Regions from separate parts of the Mus musculus genome. Here region 2 is linked to region 1. A link is a contact called in ENCODE Hi-C or POLR2A ChIA-PET data. All regions are on one chromosome and are shown on one strand. Each heading gives the region's core, a stretch centred on a gene start or an enhancer-like site at or near the end of the contact. The rest is flanking DNA. Distances are from core to core; before and after follow the strand shown. Region 1 overlaps Aopep (aminopeptidase O). Region 2 overlaps Aopep (aminopeptidase O).

Region 1 (2,700 bases), core at 7-2,506:
AATCTTAAATATTTGAGACGGGCATTTTTATAAAATGAAAAAATTAGAAAATCAAAGTCCTGTAGACACATTTTGGTCATATCAATTAGCAATAGTAAACTAATGTGGGTAGTCAAGTCCTGTATACCTGGTATATCACTAAAACTCCAAAGGCAGCAACCATCACACACAGCTATTTCTGCACAGGCAAGAATGCCTGATATTTAAAGAGTTAGTGGCAAAAGGTTGTTGTTAAATTGGCAGAGTCCTTGCCTTGCGTACAGGGAAATTAAATTGGTTAAATCCCATGCACGGCTTAGACAAGATATGGTGGGACACATTTGCAATGTGAGCACCTGGGAGGTAAAGGTAGGACACAAATTCAAGTTCATGATTGACTGCATAGCAAGCTTGAGGCTAGCTTGATCACCATGAGATCTTGTCTTAATTTAAAAAATAACAACAAGAATAAAAATCAATAAACAAAAACCAGTTTAAGGCCAGCCAGATACATGAGATTTTAAAAAGAAATTGTTGTTTTCTCTGAAAATTTAAAAGGGCATACAAAGTTTTCCTACTGGAAGCACTCATGTAACCTTGGAAGCTTTCTGCTGTCGGGTAGACCAACAGAGTGAAGCCCTCAGTGATGTCAGTGTGCTCTTATGTGACATATCATGTTTCTCTTCTCAGATCCAATGTAGTTCCTATCTTAAGACTATTTCTCTAGCCACAATCCCTTCTTCAGAGCTCCCTGCCCAAATTACTCCATATGGCAGTAATGCTTTGGGAAGGTCATTACAAATGCAAGCTGTATAGGAATACGTGCATTTATGAGTATATGATAACCACATTATATAAATATGAACACCACAGGAACATGTGTAAGCACTATGTACACACTGGAAGGAATGCAGGCTCCTCATTTCATTGTTCTTCCCCTCATGGTATCCTTCTCCATCCCCAGGTACTTCAGCAAACCCCAGCATTCTTTCTGTTACAACTGAGACACTGCAATTACATGACCTACTTTATGAGCTTTTGGCCCCTCTGGCAAAGCCTTGTCCACATCAGTCTTCCTCACTATTGTTCGAGGGCTGAAACTGGCATCAGGTGGGCCAATGCCCATCAGCTTTCCCTTACCAGGCCAGACAATGGCTTCACAGGCCAATGCCACCCTACACAGAGGTCTCAGGTCTCTCTCTTTGCAGGAAGTATAGCCCTGGACACAGACGACTAGGAGAGAATAACCTTCAAAGGTAAAAGAGCGCCACCTGCTGAAGCGAGAGGGGCTGTGTAGATTGTGAGCATCCCATGGTTTCAAGGCTTCCCTAAAGGAACACTGGCACCAGTCTACCAGATCTCCTAGATAGACATGACCATAATGAAGATGAGTAGCTCCCCTGAAACACAAAGGACATCAGTGGGCTGAATACCACCTTTCCAGATGGTTGGTCACAAGACAAACATTAATGCCTTGCATGCAAACATTCATGTATGTCTAATCCAAGAAAAATTTTACACCAGTGAGAATGGGCAAATAAAACATGCTGGCAGAAGCACTGTGGTCTGAGAGAGAGAGAAAAAAAAATCCTAACATACTCTGTGTATATACTAAGCAGAGCAAGGAGGCAAGCAAGCTAGTGAACAGCAAATCACAGAATGAAAGCCCTGGAAAGTGTAAGACATCATCTGAGTCCACATGAGCAATAGAAAAGCCAAACACAACCCTCACAATGTGAGGGCAGCTGTCTACTGGAAACAAGGAATACGTTCACTGTGAAGTATACTCTAAGGCACGCCCACCCCACTTCTTCATAGCATCTGCATGCAGTACCGAGGTTCTACTTCCAAAACTAGGACACTCTACCTTGCATTTCCTTTTTGTGGGCAAAGTACTTACTTGATCATAGCCACCCCTAAAGCTTTTTAATTTACTGCCTTCTCACATGGAGAGAATGTGGAGCATTCTCAACACTGCTATTTATTTTGAGCCATCAAAATAGGGTGGGGGAAGCTGGCTTTTTGTCTGGGAGAGTCTTGCTCCTTAGTCATTTTTCCTGGAATTTCCCAGTCATACGGAAGAGAATGTCAGAGAGCTGACATATTGTACAGTCCAGACAGAGAATAGCATTTTGCCCAAAGTGAAATAACGTTTATGCTCTTTACAATTGAAAAATGGGGGGGGGGGGAACCAGACAAAGATCCTAAAAAAAAATCATTAATTTGAGGAGTAGGAATATGCCAAATTAGATTTATAAAAGTAAAGCCAGGGGGCTGGAGTGACAGCTCAGAAGCTAAGAGCACACACTGCTCTTGGAGGTGCCAAGGTTGGTTGCCAGCACCCACATCCAGGGGCTCACAACTACCTAAAACCCCAGCTCCAGAGGATCTGATGCCCTCTTCTGGCCTCTGCTAGCACTACACTCAAGTAAACACAACTTAAAAATAAAATCTTGAAGAAACAAACAAAAATTACTAGAGGAAAGTGATAGCATAGTGATCTTCTTTTTAAACATGTGTGGTAGAAACCAGCAACCATGTTCATAGGGGAAGCTATGAACATGGTATTGCCTCTGTCATTAACTATGTGGTTTTAAATGCCTCTGCCAGGAGCTACTTCCATTTGATTTCATAGACCATATTCAACAGATACATTTCTGAGCCCTATTAAACACAAAGCATAGCAGGTAGAGATGGAGAGACTGGCATAGATCAATGGGT
Region 2 (2,700 bases), core at 109-2,608, 230 kb before region 1:
GAAAAAAGTTAACTTCGTTTGCCCCCACCCTCACGACTTAGAAATTGAGGAAAGCGGCACAAGTCTGAAGTTTTAAAGTTTCTTGAAGAGAAAGTGTGAAATTTCTAACCCCCAGCCCTGACCCATGTAAAAGCAGCACAAAGAAAACCAACCCTGGGCTCTTGTAGGAGCCCGAGTGTCTTTACAGGAGTCAGGGGTGGGAGTGGGTGGGGGCAGGGATGGATGTCACTCTGAGCTCCCTCCCAGAGGACAATCCATCCACACAACTGCAGCCCCTGCTTTCTCTTCCATTAGCACAACACAATGCAGAAGAGCAGACTTACCTCCCGGATTAGGAATGCCACAGACAAGACAAGTCTCACCACGAAGCTTCCCCAGGCACAAACATCAGGACTGCAGCTGGCATGCCTTGAAGGCCAAGGGGAGCCCTTGAGCCCCTCCCTGGCCGCCCAGCTGGCGCACAGCAGTGGCTGTATGGGGAAGGAAGTCAGTGTGGCTCCAGACGGAGAGAGCCTGAGACTAATGCAGCCACAGACTGACAGTGGCGTGAGTTCTATTATTACCCCATTATCACTCTGGGATCTGAGCCTAAATGAAGCATGCTTCCTCCCTGGTGCCATTTCCTTTTATCCTGGCTGGAGACTAAAAGCGGATCAATGGGGCAATAATGTATGATGTCACTTCCATTATAGCAACAGCCTCCCCGCCTCTTTCAGTCTGTCTGAAACGCACAGAACGATCAATTCTTCCCAAAAATGGTTAAAAAATGCTTTGGGAGCATGCATCTTCCAGAAAAGCATTCTCTGCTATATTTGTCTATGTTACTTTGGCAGGAACTGTTTACACAGAACAAAACAGAAGAAATGAGGGAGGGAGAAAAATCTCAAATTCTCCTGTAGGCTGGAGACTTGTTGGCTGGAATTCAACCCAAACAGGGGCCAGGGGCCAGGGCAGAATGCCGCTGACCTCTGAGAGTCATGTGCAGAAGGTGAAGGGTGACCTCACGGATATAAAACACCTTTCATTGTATAAGGTACTCTGAATCTGGAAAATTCCTTGCTACCTTCTCCAGGAAGCACAACCACTACCCTGCAGGCCTGAAGGCCACCCACTCAGGTCCATGGCTGCCTGCCACAGGTAAAGGACACATGTGGACGGAAGGAAGACAGGCACCACTCTGAGACTTAAAATAAAACTCCATTGAGTGAATTTTCACTTATAAGATTCTTGCCGATAGCGTGAGATAAGGATACCATGGAGAGAAGTTCCCCAAACAAGAGCAGGAACTTCTATTTCCTCAGGATCCAGAGAGAAACAGAAACAGGAGCCAAAGGAAGCCATGGTCTTCTCTGCCTGTCAGGAAAGGGCTTCCTTTCCTGTTGGGATTCACACAACAGGCAGGGTAGGCGTATTAAGCCTGCTCTTCGTTCATGGGTAATGTCTGTGGGACCTCCGGACAGAACTAAAGTGCCTTCCACGCATTAGAAACTTAAAGAGAAACAGCTGCTGCTGCTGCTGCTGCTGCTGCTGCTGCTGCTGCTGCTGCTGCTGCTGCTGCTGCTGCTGGAGGCAGCAGAAAAATGGTTCTCCACATCGGTTTTTGTTTTAATCGAACTTTAAAGAACTGCCTAAACCTAAGACTAGCTAGAACACTGAATGTGAATCTTGTTTGCATTATTTTGAGGGTAAAAATGGAGGTTGCTAGCAAATGAAGGTTATCAAATAATGAAGAGTGAAAATATTTTCTTTTCAAATTATAGAACTCACCACCAGGCAGGCAACCCTCCTAGTAGTGTCAGTTTCTTTTGGCTACCAAGCATCTTCAGAGCTACACTCTGCAATGACCACTGCAGCAACAAATATTCACAGAATCCATGGCATTAGATGTTTGAGACACGTTACTAATAGCTTGAGATATGTGAACTTGTAAGTCATCGTTTGATCACAGCCCCTCCAAACTGCTACCACAGGATGAAAGAGCATGATAGCCGCCAAGAACAGGTGGGAGCTAAAGTAGGCTGTGGCACAGAGAATCACCATGCTTCCAAGTGGGAGCGTCAAATTGTAAAATGTGTTATTATTTGAACCTTTGTTAGAAGTATTACCCATGCTTCGAGCAATGTGACATCAAGCATATCCTGTGAACTGCAGGAAACCAGAGCATTGGGGCCAGCTGGGTCCTACCACCATGTGTCTACTACTATTTTATGCCACTGTGTATTTCAGAAACTAAATTAAGCTAAATGCTCAAATTAAAATTTTCCAAGGACTTTACAAGAAACATTTGAAGTTTTCTCATCTGCCTGCCTAGAATCTACCAGGTCCACAGTGATGGGACAGAGGGGTACACTCCCACTACTTCACTCTTCTGGGAAGAACCGATTCAAACAAGAAGTCCCAGAGCGCTACAGGCTATCTTCCGTCCTGCTGAAGGTCCCGAAGCACAGCACTTTTATGTATCAAAGAGCACTTTCAACTTCTTGTGTTCAGAATTTGATAAACTTTGAACTTCTAATTCATAAGCAGTGATATCTTAATTCTAAATTCTTGTTATCTACCAATTCATCTCAATGTAAATTCCAGGACGGGAATAAATGCGTTTCTGTTATCAAACCTTTCAGCTAGTTCTGAGTTAAAACACAGTGTTGTAGCCACAGAGTGGATAGTATAGCTATTACAGAGAAGGGGTGAGAGCTGTTA

Evidence for each region. A loop is a pair of places that touch in the nucleus more often than their neighbours do. ChIA-PET counts read pairs that join two places held with the same protein, here RNA polymerase II (POLR2A).
Region 2: a map of heart shows a loop between it and region 1 (3-fold over the local background). The contact joins two enhancer-like sites. A Hi-C loop is called at or near these places in 1 of 37 maps with a recorded cell type or tissue (heart). POLR2A ChIA-PET finds 5 or more read pairs at or near these places in 1 of 5 experiments (Patski).

Annotation. Positions count from the first base shown.
Region 1 is chr13:63,045,356-63,048,055 of GRCm38, reverse strand. The region is part of intron 3 of Aopep (aminopeptidase O); the gene reads right to left. Among named protein-coding and RNA genes, the nearest start is that of Gm46422, 48 kb to the left of the region's middle. Within about 2 kb of position 1,256, at least 1 of the 3 ENCODE cell types and tissues checked has a DNase peak (open chromatin) inside an H3K27ac peak, as active enhancers do.
Region 2 is chr13:63,276,814-63,279,513 of GRCm38, reverse strand. The region is part of intron 13 of Aopep (aminopeptidase O); the gene reads right to left. Among named protein-coding and RNA genes, the nearest start is that of Gm16907, 19 kb to the left of the region's middle. Within about 2 kb of position 1,358, at least 2 of the 3 ENCODE cell types and tissues checked have a DNase peak (open chromatin) inside an H3K27ac peak, as active enhancers do.